2 separate regions of the Homo sapiens genome follow, and region 1 is linked to region 2. Evidence: chromatin contacts called from ENCODE Hi-C or POLR2A ChIA-PET data. All regions are on one chromosome and are shown on one strand. The core of a region is the stretch at or near the end of the contact, and the rest is flanking DNA. Distances in the headings are between cores, read along the strand shown.

What was found. A loop is a pair of places that touch in the nucleus more often than their neighbours do. ChIA-PET counts read pairs that join two places held with the same protein, here RNA polymerase II (POLR2A). Pooled maps may share reads with other maps.
Region 1: a loop to region 2 is called in a pooled map, with 3 times the contacts of the local background. The contact joins the enhancer-like site here to the promoter of ZNF414 in region 2. A Hi-C loop is called at or near these places in 1 of 50 pooled maps. POLR2A ChIA-PET finds 5 or more read pairs at or near these places in 4 of 52 experiments (WTC11, activated CD4-positive, alpha-beta T cell, activated naive CD4-positive, alpha-beta T cell and 1 more).

The regions. Positions count from the first base shown.
Region 1 is chr19:8,667,665-8,674,063 of GRCh38, reverse strand. The region is part of intron 3 of NFILZ (NFIL3 like basic leucine zipper); the gene reads right to left. Among named protein-coding and RNA genes, the nearest start is that of ACTL9, 28 kb to the left of the region's middle. RefSeq lists an enhancer at 2,467-2,516. Within about 2 kb of position 2,968, at least 3 of the 41 ENCODE cell types and tissues checked have a DNase peak (open chromatin) inside an H3K27ac peak, as active enhancers do.
Region 2 is chr19:8,509,856-8,515,638 of GRCh38, reverse strand. ZNF414 (zinc finger protein 414) reads left to right here and starts at 1,472. Exons shown (of 8, transcript NM_001146175.2): 1 at 1,472-1,595; 2 at 2,298-2,610; 3 at 2,928-3,035; 4 at 3,147-3,252; 5 at 3,679-4,022; 6 at 4,103-4,153; 7 at 4,615-4,788; 8 at 4,875-5,783. The coding sequence starts at 1,593. The coding sequence ends at 4,948. RefSeq lists a silencer at 1,462-1,771 and an enhancer at 3,350-4,240.

The sequences.
Region 1 (6,399 bases), core at 1,719-4,218, 160 kb before region 2:
GCAAGACCATCCTGGCTAACACGGTGAAACCCTGTCTCTACTAAAAATACAAAAAATTAGCCAGGCATGAGGGCATGCACCTGTAGTCCCAGCTATTCAGGAGGCTGAGACAGGAGAATCACTTGAACCCGGGAGGCGGAGGTTGCAGTGAGCCAAGATTGCGCCACTGCACTCCAGCCTGGGCGACAGAGCAAGACTCCATCTCAATCAATCAATCAATCAATCAATGCCTTGTGGTGTTCTGCAGTCGCCCAAGTCAACAAGAACTCCTAGCTACTGGAAGGTCTCCAGCACTCATGCCCAGGACCACCTAGTCACAGAAGGGACTCCAGTGCCCATGCCCAGGAACTCCTCTGAGAATTTCTATTCATGGGAGGGACTCCAGTGCCCATGCCCAGGACCTCCTCTAAGAACTCCTAGTCACAGGAGGGTCTGCAGTGTCCATACCTGGGACCCCCTCTGAGAAATCCTGGTCACTGGGGAGACTCCAGAACCCAAGTCCAGGACCAACTCTGAAGCCGAAAGACATCTGGACCACCTCCCCACCTGTTGCCACTTGCTGTAGTGGTAGGCGGCTCCACACCTGCCCACATCACATGGGCTGGGGAAGCAGCTGCAGTTAGGTGAACCCTGGTCCACAGGTGCCAGACGGGACGCCCTGGGTTTGCAATTTCCTGCAGCTGTCTCTGAGCTTTGTTCCTGGTAGCCAGGCTAATAACATAACCTTGCTCAGGTGTCCAAGTTCACTGAGCCCTTATAGACACCTAGGGCTACCATACCCTCTGTCAGGAGCATATCATCCCCACTTACAGACCATGCAACTGAGGCTCAGGAAAAGTTAAGTGGCTGACCCAGGGACAGTCAGAGATTCCAAAAGTAAGCAGCATTCTTCTCCTAGCATGTGAGTACCGCCACCAACTCTGGCCCCAAAGCTGCCACTGACACCCCTCAAATCCTTCTCCCCTGGCCCCATTCATGCCACCTCCCACTAATCGCTCCTCCACAGTTGCATCCACCCCTCTCTCCAGTCCCCACAGCCCTGGTCCCCGCCCAAGCATTTTCTATCCCACCTGGGCCCCCACCAGCCTCCACCCTTGTCCCCCACAAACCCACCATGAGCCCAGAGGTAGCTTTTTGAAATTCCATTTATCCTTTGCTTAAAAGCCTCTGGGGTGTGCTTATGAAAGTATAAGCATCTTAGACTCCTAAAACCAGTGTTCATATGTTCCTCAATTCACCTCCACCCCAGGATCAGGAATGAAGGAGGAAGGCCCTGTAAAAGTATTTATTGGAATAAACTAATAAATATATGAATATTTTTTAAAATAAACTATTTAATGCATAAATATTTTTTGAATGAATGCCTGAATATTTTTGAATGAACTAATAAATGCATGGATTTTTGGCATGAACTAATAAATGCATGGATTTTTTTTGAATAAACTAATAAATGCATGGATTTTTTTGAATTAATAAATGCATGAATATTTTTTGGAATGAACTAATAAACACATGAATTTTTTAATGAACTAATAAATGTATGGATTTTGAATGAACAAATAAGTGCATGGATTTTTTTTGAATGAACTAATAAATGCATGGATTTTTTGAATGAACTAACAAATGCATGGATTATTTTGAATTAACTCATAAATGCATGAATATTTTTTGGAATGAACTAATAAACACATGAATTTTTTTAATGAACTAATAAATGTGTGGTTTTTTTGAATGAACAAATAAGTGCATGGATTTTTTTTGAATGAACTAATAAGTGCATGGATTTTTTTTGAATAAACTAATAAATGCCTGGATTATTTTGCATGAACTAATAAATGCATGGATTTTTTTGAATGAACTAATAAATGCATGACTATTTTTTAGAATGAACTAATAAATGCATGGATTTTTTGAATGAACTAACAAATGCATGAATATCTTTTTGGAATGAACTAATAAATGCATGGATATTTGAATAAATTAAAATTGAGTGAAGCGTGGGTAAATGAATGAATGAATGAGCAGATGAAGGAATACTCAAAAGGGCAGAACCCATAACAGTGAGGTGCAGTGAGCCTGAATGGGTCCTCTCTCCCCACAAAGGGCTGGGCCTGGGTCTTCCACTGCCCAGACAGCTCACCTGAGCCCCAGACAAGACCCCAGACAAGCCCTCACTTGGGGTCCCCCACTAGCCACAGAATTCCCCTGCCACATTCCTGGCCCTGTCTTGGGGGGACATCAGAGGGGGTCCCAACAACCATTCCAACTTCAACGGATGTTGACCAGAGCCCAGGAATTGATGAACATCTGTGTAGAGGTCCACGGCACATCCCGGAGCTCTGGGGCCAGCATCTAGAAAGTACCACCTTGGCTCTAGGAGAGAAGACAGAAGTGGTAGGCAAGCTCCGAGATGAACACAGCTGGGCTGGAAAGGAAGAGGAACACAGCCCAGGGGTCCCCAAGAGCCACACCAGAATCAGCAATGCCCAAGGAAGAGAAGTGAGTGTGGGCTGGTAGTCACATAAAGAAAGGACAGGCCAGAGTGACTCTGAGCAGTCAGCTCTCAGGCCACACCACTGAGATAGAGGAAAATTTGTTATCACTGTGGTCTGAGTCCTTCCCGTCTGTGGCTTGGCCTGAACCCCCCTAACCACCGCCCCCTACACCTCCACAGGAACCCAGAGGGAGATGGGGCAGCAGATAGTTCTGCTGCCCGAGTTTATTTAAAGAAAACACAGTAAGAGCTGGGCTGGGCCTTCCTGTGGTCGCAGAGGAAGTGCTAACGGAGGGTGGCGAGACAGGCAGCACTCCTTGCAGTGGCCGGAGGGGGATGAAGAAACAGGAAAAGGGTCTCTCTCAGAGATGGCCCCATCGCAGGCCAGCCCCACCCCAGCCAAGCAGCCTCCGCAGCTGCCTTGACCAGTGACATCAAAGCTCTGTTTGGTCCTCTTCTGTAACAGGGAGCTCATCCCCTCTAAAGTCACTAGAGAGAATGTTCTGCCACACCATGTGGCCTGCTCATGTGTTCAAGAGGTTCCCATGTCTGGAAATCTTTTTTTTTTTTTTTTTTTGAGACAGTCTCACTCTGTCACCCAGGCTGGAGTGCAGTGGTGCAATCTCAGCTCACTGCAACCTCCGCCTCCCAGGTTCAAGCCATTCTCCTGCCTCAGCCTCCCGAGTAGCTGGGATTACAGATGCTTGCCACCACGCCTGACTAATTTTTGTATTTTTAGTACAGACGGGGTTTTGCCATGTTGGCCACGCTGGTCTCAAACTACTGACCTCAGGTGATCCACCTGCCTCAGCCTCCCAAAGTGCTGGGATTACAGGCATGAGCCAGAGCGCCTGGCCATGTCTGGAAATCTTGACTGAGCTCAGAAAACAAACAGTAAAAGCCTTGCAGGATTCTATAGTCACCCAACCCAGCAAGAACTCCTAGTCACTGGAAGGTCTCCGGCATCCACCCCTTTGGGAAAGAGAGGATCCAATCAGACTGTATTCCAGTCTCATGGCGCCTGCCTTTTGAGTATTATTTCATCTGCTCATTCATTCATTCACTCACTCACATTTCACTCATTCTTTAATTTATTCAACTATTCATGCATTTATTGGTTCATTCCCAAAATATTCATACGTTTAATGGTTTATTCTAAAAAATATGGGGCCAGGTGCAATGGCTCACACCCATAATCCCAACACTTTGGGAGGCCAAGGTAGGTGGATCACTTGAGCCTAGGAGTTCAAGACCAGCCTGGGCAACATGATGAAACCATGTCTCTACAAAAAATACAAAAATTAGCCATGTGTGGTGGTTTCTACCTGTAGTCCCAGCTACCCAGGAGGCTGAAGTGGGAGAATCATCTGATCCCAGGAAGTCAAGGCTGCAGTGAGCTGTGATGTACCACTGCACTCCAGCCTGGGCATCAGAGTGAGACCCTGCCTCAAAAAAAAAAAAAAAGTCACCTGTCAGATTAGGTGAGCTCTCATGGTCCAAAAAGTTTTCCTGGAGTAGAGCTAGAAGCCACCTTTGCTGGACCCATCCCTGCTAGAATTCATTCTTTCCTTAACATCCGTGGAGAATCTCCCCTTCCTCTGGACCCTAGAACCCTTTGGGGATTTGAGGAATTGACACTGACATTTCCCTATTCCCACAACAGCCTGCTCTCCTCCAGGGAAAACAATTCTTGTGTATTGAGCACCTACTGTATGCCAGGTACATGGAACATCTCACTTTTCACTCACCACTACCCAGAGAGGAAAGTAAAGCACGGCTATCATCCTGATTTGACAGATCAGGAAAGCAAAGCTCTGAGAGGTCAAGTGACCTGCCTGAGGTCGCACAGCCAGAATCCAGGTACAATGGGATCCAGTACCCAAACCCTTCCTAATGCACCAGGTTAAATGTCCCCAGATACTTCCACTTGTTTCAGTGAGGACACAGTTTTGAGTTTGCATAGCACCTCTGAAGGGTAGAGGTTGGTTTCCACAGAGGAACAAAAGGGTCAAGAAACCACACAGTTAACAATACGGCAAGGCTGAGATTAGTATCCATGCTGTCAGGATGCAATGAAATAGGCAGGATTAAGAACACCTGCTTTAACTGGGTTCAAATTTTCCTCCCTAGCTAAGTGTGCCTGGGCAAGTCAGGTCACCTCTATGAGCTTCCAATGTCTCATCTGCAAAAGGGGAATAATAGCAGTACCTACCTCATTGGTTGTATAAGGAATAAATAAGGTAAGATGTGTTAAGAGCTGGTACCTGATAATAATAAATAACCCACATAGCTATTTTTCATTTATTGTTGTTAGAATCCTCTCTTGGCCAGGCTTGGTGGTTCATGCTTGTAATCCCAGCACTTTGGGAGGCCAAGGTGGGCAGATCACCTGAAGTGGGAAGTTCGAGACCAGCCTGGCCAACATGGCGAAACCCTGTCTCTACTAAAAAATACAAAAATTAGCCGGGCATGGTAGTGCACGCCTGTAGTCCCAGCTACTCGGGAGACTGAGGCAGGAGAATCACTTGAGCCTGGAGATGGAGGTTGCAGTGAGCCGAGATTGCACCACTGCACTCCAGTCTGGGTGACAGAGTGAGACTCTGTCTCAAAAAATAAAAGAATCCTCTCCCACTGGACTTCTCCGGCCACACTCTGTACTATCTGTGTTGAAAATGTCTCTGAGAACCTTCGGACATCACCCAACACAACTGTATCTGTTTACAGATGGTAAATTGACTATCCACTCGAGACCAAATACACACCAAAACCTCCCCATTCCTCCCAGACACTGAGAAATGGTGGGAAAATGCTAACTTGAACCAGAGACCAAAGCAGAGATGCCCAATGACAAGGATAAAAGTCTCCCACGCATGGAAGTGCAGAGTCCCCTAATATATAAGGTCAAAAGCATGCACGTGCAGAAGGCCCAGACCAAGGAGAAATAACCTAAAGAAGATAATGAATCTGTGGCCACTTCAAGAAATTCCCACAAACTCCCCAACTAGAAGATATTACATCTGAGGAAATAGAGAATATCAGTTTAATCTTGAAAGAGCTGTACAATGAATATGTTAGGTGACTCAGAAAGATAAAGGAAGGAATGACAACTGTCAAACAAGAACAGGAGGTTATGAAAGAAAAACATGTAGATATAAAAAGAACCAGTTAGAGCTCAGATATGAAAAGTATACCATCATTCCTCTGTATCCTCGGGTTCCATATCCATGGATTCAACCAACCACAGATTGAAAATACAGTATTTGAAAAAAATAACAAGACAACAATAAAAATAATGCAAATTTAAAATTATATATGTATATGCCGGGCACAGTCGCTCAGGCCTATAATCTCAGCACTTTGGGAGGCCAAGGCAGGCAGATCACTTGAGGCCAGGAGCTGGAGACCAGCCTAGCCAACATGGTGAAACCCTGTCTCTACTAAAAATACAAAAATTAGCTGGGTACGGTGGCACATGCCTGTAATCCCGGCTACTGGAGAGGCTGAAGCATGAGAATCACTTGAGCCTGGGAGGTGGAGGCTGAAGTAAGTCTCCACTGTCACTGCACTCCAGCCTGGGTGACAGAGCAAGACTCTGTCTCAAAAAATAAATAAATAAATAAAAATAAAATAAAAAATACATATATAGTATAACAACTATTTACATAGCATTTATATTGTATTAGTTATCATAAGTAATGTAGAGATGATTTAAAGTATATGGGAGGGCAGGGCACTGTGGCTCACGCCTATAATCCCAGTACTTTGGGAGGCCGAGGTTGGGGGATCACTTGAGGTCAGGAGTTCGAGACCAGACTGGCCAACATGGTGAAACCTCGTCTGTACTAAAAATACAAAAATTAGCCGGGTAGTGGTGGACACCTGTAATCCCAGCTACTTGGGAGGCT
Region 2 (5,783 bases), core at 223-2,722:
GATCTACCTTACCGCCCTCTCAACAGCCCATCCTACTCCAAGTGACTGCCAGGAATCAGATGATGCGCCTCCCCCTGCTAAAAATTCATCAGTGGTTACAACATAAACCACACTCCTCTCTCTGCACCACTCCCATGGCCCTGCGTGACCTGCCGCGCACCATATTCGCTTTCTGACCTCCACACCCCGCCTCCACTCTGCTCCAGTGGTGCCCTGGCCACCTCGCTGCTCTTTGACCAAAATAAGCCCGTCCTGCCCCACTCCAGGACATCACCACCAGCTATCCGGTAGAGCCCCCTGCTCCTCGGGCTTTCCACCAGCTCACTCCTTGATCATCTGGAGACAGCTCCGAAGTCACCTCCTCAGAGTGGCTTCCCTGACCCATCACTTCGACATTTCATTGTTTCCTTCATTGCTCTGAATAGGACAAAAGATTGTTTTTGCACTTGTTGATTTACTATTTCCCCATTTTTATTTAACTTTTAGAGATGGGGGTCTCGCTTTTTCGACCAGGCAGGAGTGCAGTGGTGCCATCACGCTCACTGCAGCCTCGACGTCCCTGGCTCGAGCGATGCTGTTTCCCCATTTTAAAATGTGAGTGCAAGGGGAGGCGAGGTGGCTCACGCCTGCAATCCTAACATTTGGGAGGCCAAGGCGGGAGGATCGCTTGAGCCCAGGAGTTTGAGACCGGCCTGGGCAACACACAGAGAGACCCTGTCTCTAAAAAGAATTTAAAAATTAGCTGGGCATGGTGGCACACGCCAGTAATCCCAGCTACTCGGGAGGCTGAGATGGGAGGATCGCCTGAACCCAGGAGGTCAAGGCTGTAGCGAGCTATGATCGCATCACTGCACTCCAGCCTGGGCGACAGAGCAAGACCCTGTCTCAACACTATAAAAAATAAAGAACTGGCCGGGCGCGGTGGCTCACGCCTGTAATCCCAGTACTTTGGGAGGCCGAGGCGGGTGGATCACCTGAGGTCAGGAGGTGACGACCAGCCTGGACAACATGGTAAAACCCAGTCTCTACTAAAAATACAAAAAATTAGCCAGACGTGGTGGTGGGCGCCCGTAATCCCAGCCACTTGGGAGGCTGAGGCAGAAGAATCGCTTGAACCCAGGAGGCGGAGGTTGCAGTGAGCCGAGATCGCGCCATTAAACTCCAGCCTGAGCAACAAGAGCGAAACTCTGTCTCAAAAAAAAATAAAAAATATAAAGAAAGAACTGCTGTTTATCGCCTGTCCAGGGCTGATCTTGGGACAAGACTAGAGGGATGAAGGTGCCCACTTTGAAGACTAGGACAGCGAGGTCATCCCGGATCTCCGTGCACGGAGTCTGCTGAAGTGCGCGCTGACTGCCCGGGGATAGATAGCAAGATTGCACCAGCGTCCGACCTGAGCTCCAGGGTGACTCTGCCCTCAGGCCCCGCCCCCTCTCCGAGCGCCCTGCGCAGGCCCCGCCCCCAGTCTCGCGAGAGCTGAGAGGTGGAAAATGGCGCTGACGTGAGCGCGAACTCGCACTGCCCAGAGGGTGGCCGCCGCCTAAGCTGCAGCCGCCGGAGCCGCAGAAACAAGAGGCCGAGCCGTGTCGAAGATGGTGAGCGCGGCACCGGGGTCGCGGGCGCGGCGGAGCTGCGGGGACTGGCGGGGAGCGGCCCTGTCGCGCCTACAGCCTCCGGCCGACCCCGCCCCCACATCCGGGCACCCGTCCGCCGCTGGCTGTCACTCGGAGAGCGCCCTACTTCCGGGCCCGGCCCGGAATGGACCACGCCCGTCAGGCTAGGACTCCGCCCCTAAACTTCTTACATCCGGGCCCCCAGCACCTCCAAGATTGTCCACACTGCTCGAGGCCGGCCGGTCTCGGTCCTCAGACAATCCATGTCTAGCTCCTCTAGCATCTTCCCAGTCCATGCCTGCCCATAGCCCCGCCTCCGTAGCCTTGGCCCCGCCCACTCCCTCTAGGCCACGCTTGTGTGCATACTGGGGCTCCCACCTATCCTAGTTGAGGAGAGCAGATGTTTCTCCCGTATGCATAAGGAGCTCAATCCGGGCCAGTGCAGTGGCTGACGACTCTAATCCCAGCACTTTGGGAGGCTGAGGCAGGAGGATCACTTGAGACCAGGGGTTCAAGACCAGTGAGGGCAACATGGCGAGACCCCATCTTTATAAAAAGAAAAAAAGAGCTTAGTCCACCCTTACGTATTCCCCTATCCTCTCCTGCTGGTGATTCCTTAGGATGGGGGCCGACTGGGTTGACCCAGAGCCCAGAAGGGTTCTCTCCGCCTCTTCCTTCCACCAGGAGGAGAAACCCTCAGGGCCCATCCCAGACATGCTGGCCACTGCAGAGCCCAGCTCCAGTGAGACCGACAAGGAGGTGTTGTCCCCGGCTGTGCCAGCTGCAGCCCCTTCCTCCTCCATGTCGGAGGAGCCAGGCCCTGAGCAGGCAGCCACACCGCCAGTGTGGGAACGTGGAGGGGCTGGAGGGATGCAGCAGGGCTCCTCCCCAGCCCCAGACAGCTGCCAGCCTGGCCCCGGACCCAGCCCTGGCCTGACCAGCATAGTCTCCGGGACCAGCGAGGACCTGCGGCCTCCCAGACGACGCCCACCTCCAGGTGATCTGTGATGGGGTCTTCTGGGGAATCACAGTCCCTGAAACAATAGAAGCGAGACGTAGAGAATCTCTAACCTCAGGGCCTTTCTAGAGGGATGCCACTCATCATTTTACGGAGCAGCCGGTGGATGCCAGGCTGTGGCTCCAATGGTGAGCCTGGCCAGTCCAGCCCCTGCACTGTGGCAGACCAGTCTGTTGTGGTAGGCAGAGAGTAAAGGCCCCAGCACATCATATTTGCTTCTCTGGGGCAGAACCCTGGGGTCAGGGACAGCACTAGTGAGGAAGGGACCAGTGACCACTGTTCTGTGCGTCCTGCAGGGAAGCAAATCCCTTGCTCCAGCCCTGGCTGCTGCCTCAGTTTTCCCAGCGTCCGTGACCTGGCACAGCATCTGCGAACCCACTGCCCGCCCACACAGTCCCTGGAAGGTAGGGCCAGGACTGGTAATGGGGAGGCAGGTTAGGGTGGGAAACAGGCGGAGCCCCTCGGAGCCAGCCTTGGCCACCTGTCTCCACTTCTCTGTCCTTCATCCCTACCAGGCAAGCTCTTCCGCTGCTCAGCCCTGAGCTGCACCGAGACCTTCCCCAGCATGCAGGAGCTGGTGGCTCACAGCAAACTGCACTACAAACCCAATCGCTACTTCAAGTGAGACCCTGACCTCTTGAGCTCCGCCCTGCCCTAGCCTCACCCTATGTGTGGGCTCCAGGCCTTCCTCCCTTCCTGGTCAGGGTGTTGGAGGGCGGGACTTGATGTGGGTGGGCCTTTGGGGAAGCCCCGCCCTCAACTCCCTGGATGGGGCGGGGCATACGTGGGCGTGGCCCCACCCAGCCAGGCTTTACCTCCCAAGTGGAAAACCGGCCGCCTAACTTAAAATTGAGACTTCTTTCCGGGTTTCCCCAGGTTCCCACCCGAAGTGGTCAGGAAGGGTCGCTGCCACAGTTGTACAGGAGCGGGGAGGTGATTAGTGCCCAGGCTCCGTTCCCACGCTCGAAGGGCGGGTGGCATTGCACAGGACACTCTCCCTGGTGCCCCTGGAGGCCCAGCCCAGCCCAGCCCTCTGCCCACCTCCAGGTGTGAGAACTGCCTCCTGCGCTTCCGCACGCACCGCTCGCTCTTCAAGCACCTGCATGTTTGCGCGGAGCATGCGCAGAGCCCAGCCCCGCCGCCACCCCCGGCCCTGGACCGAGAGCCGCCCGCGCCGGAGCGCCCCCCGGAGGTTGACCCCGCATCAGCGCCGGGCCTGCCGTTCCCGCTGCTGGAACCCTTCACGACCCCCGCCCCTGCCCCCACCGGACCGTTCCTGCCCTACTTGAACCCTGCGCCCTTTGGCCTAAGCCCCCCGCGCCTGCGCCCCTTCCTGGCCGCTGCACCCGGGCCGCCGGCTTCCAGCGCCGCCGTCTGGAAAAAGAGCCAAGGTGAGTGTGGGGTCGGGGGCCTCCAGGAGGGCTGGCTGGGCTCGCCCTGACTCTGAACTTGACCCGCCCCTTTACCGCAGGTGCTGGCAGCAGCCCCCGAAGACCCCAGGGCGGCTCCGACGCGCCCTCAGGTGCGTGCAGGTGACCACCAGGGAGGGGTGGAGGGGCTTTCTTTCCTGCGCCCTGCGGGGTCTGGTGGATACCAGGAGGCAGCAGTGCTCATCCCCTTCCCAGGGGGCACAAATGCCACCGTCCCGAAATACAGGATTTTTGCCTTAAAAATGACTGGCACCTGCGCCTTCATCTGCGCCGGCGTTCCCGTATAAACCTTGCGCCCCTTTCACCGTTCACCTCGGAGCGGGCTTCTCCCCAACAGTGAATCTGGGGATGATAGTAGGGGACGCGGAGAAGCCAAGTTGGGTGCCCCCAACTCTAGGGGCAGACAGACCCGGGAGAAACTGAACTAGGCGCCCGGAAGCTGATGGGGGGCGGGAAAAAGTCCCACCCACCCTCGCCGGCGTCCTCCATCCTTGGCGCACGGGTCTTCTGGGCTGGGGGAGCCCGGGACTGACGGGGTCCCGCCTGCCCGCAGGGCACGCGGCCCCGAGCCGCATCGTGTGGGAGCACACACGCGGCCGCTACTCGTGCATGCAGTGCGCCTTCTCCACGGCCTCGCGGCCCGCCATGACCCTGCACCTGGAGGACCACCGCCCCGGCGCCCCCGCGGCCCCCGCGGCCGGGCCGCCGCGCCCCGACGCCCCCGCGGGTAAGGCCGAGGAATGCGCGGGTGGAGAGGGGGGCGGGGGCCCAAGGCGCTGAGGCTCAGGCGCCCCCCTCCTCTGCCCCACCCAGATCCGGCCCCGCTTGCACCCAAGGTGTCGCCGCTGCTGTCAGAGGGGGAGCTTCCAGTGTTCTCGCAGCTCTGAATCCCGCCGCTTTGGGGGTGGGCCATGGGATGTGGGTAGTTTTGTCATTTGGAGGGGGCTGCAGGGAAGGGGGGCTGGGGTGGACAATAAAGAAGGCGCCATGAGCCAGCCTATGCTGTGTTCCCATCCCTTGTCCATCCAAAGCATAGTGGGCTCGAGCCCAGCAGTCATGGATTGATCACATCTTGGGAGGACCACCTGGGTCCACAGGTGCAGGCCTCACAGCCCACCTGTGTCCTGTCTTCCCATCACCCCAATCCTGGGACCCAGGTCCCCACCTCCAGCTGTGGTTGAGGTCCCCAGTACCCACTGTGGCAGCGTTCTCCCTTGTCCAGAAACCAAATGGGATGGGGACTCTCCAGTTTTCTTTTTTTTTTTTTTTCTTTTTTTTTTTTTCTTTTTTGAGACAGTCTTGCTCTGTCTCCCAGGCCGGAGTGCAGTGGCACAATCTCCTCTCACTGCAAGCTCCACCTCCTGGGTTCACGCCATTCTCCTGCTTCAGCCTCCCAAGTAGCTGGGATTACAGGTGCCCACCACTATGCCCGGCTAATTTTTTGTATTTTTAATAGAGATGGAGTTTCACCGCGTTAGCCAGGATGGTCTCGATCTCCTGACCTCATGATCCGCCCGCCTTAGACTCCCAAAGTGCTGGAATTACAGGCGTGAGCCACCACGCCCGGTCTCCAGTTTTCTTTTAAGAAGTCCCGGCCGGGCACAGTGGCTCACGCCTGTAATCCCAGCACTTTGGGAGGCTGGGGCAGGTGGAGCACCTGAGGTCAGGAGTTCGAGACCAGCCTGACTTACATGGTAAAACCCCATCTCTACTAAACACAAA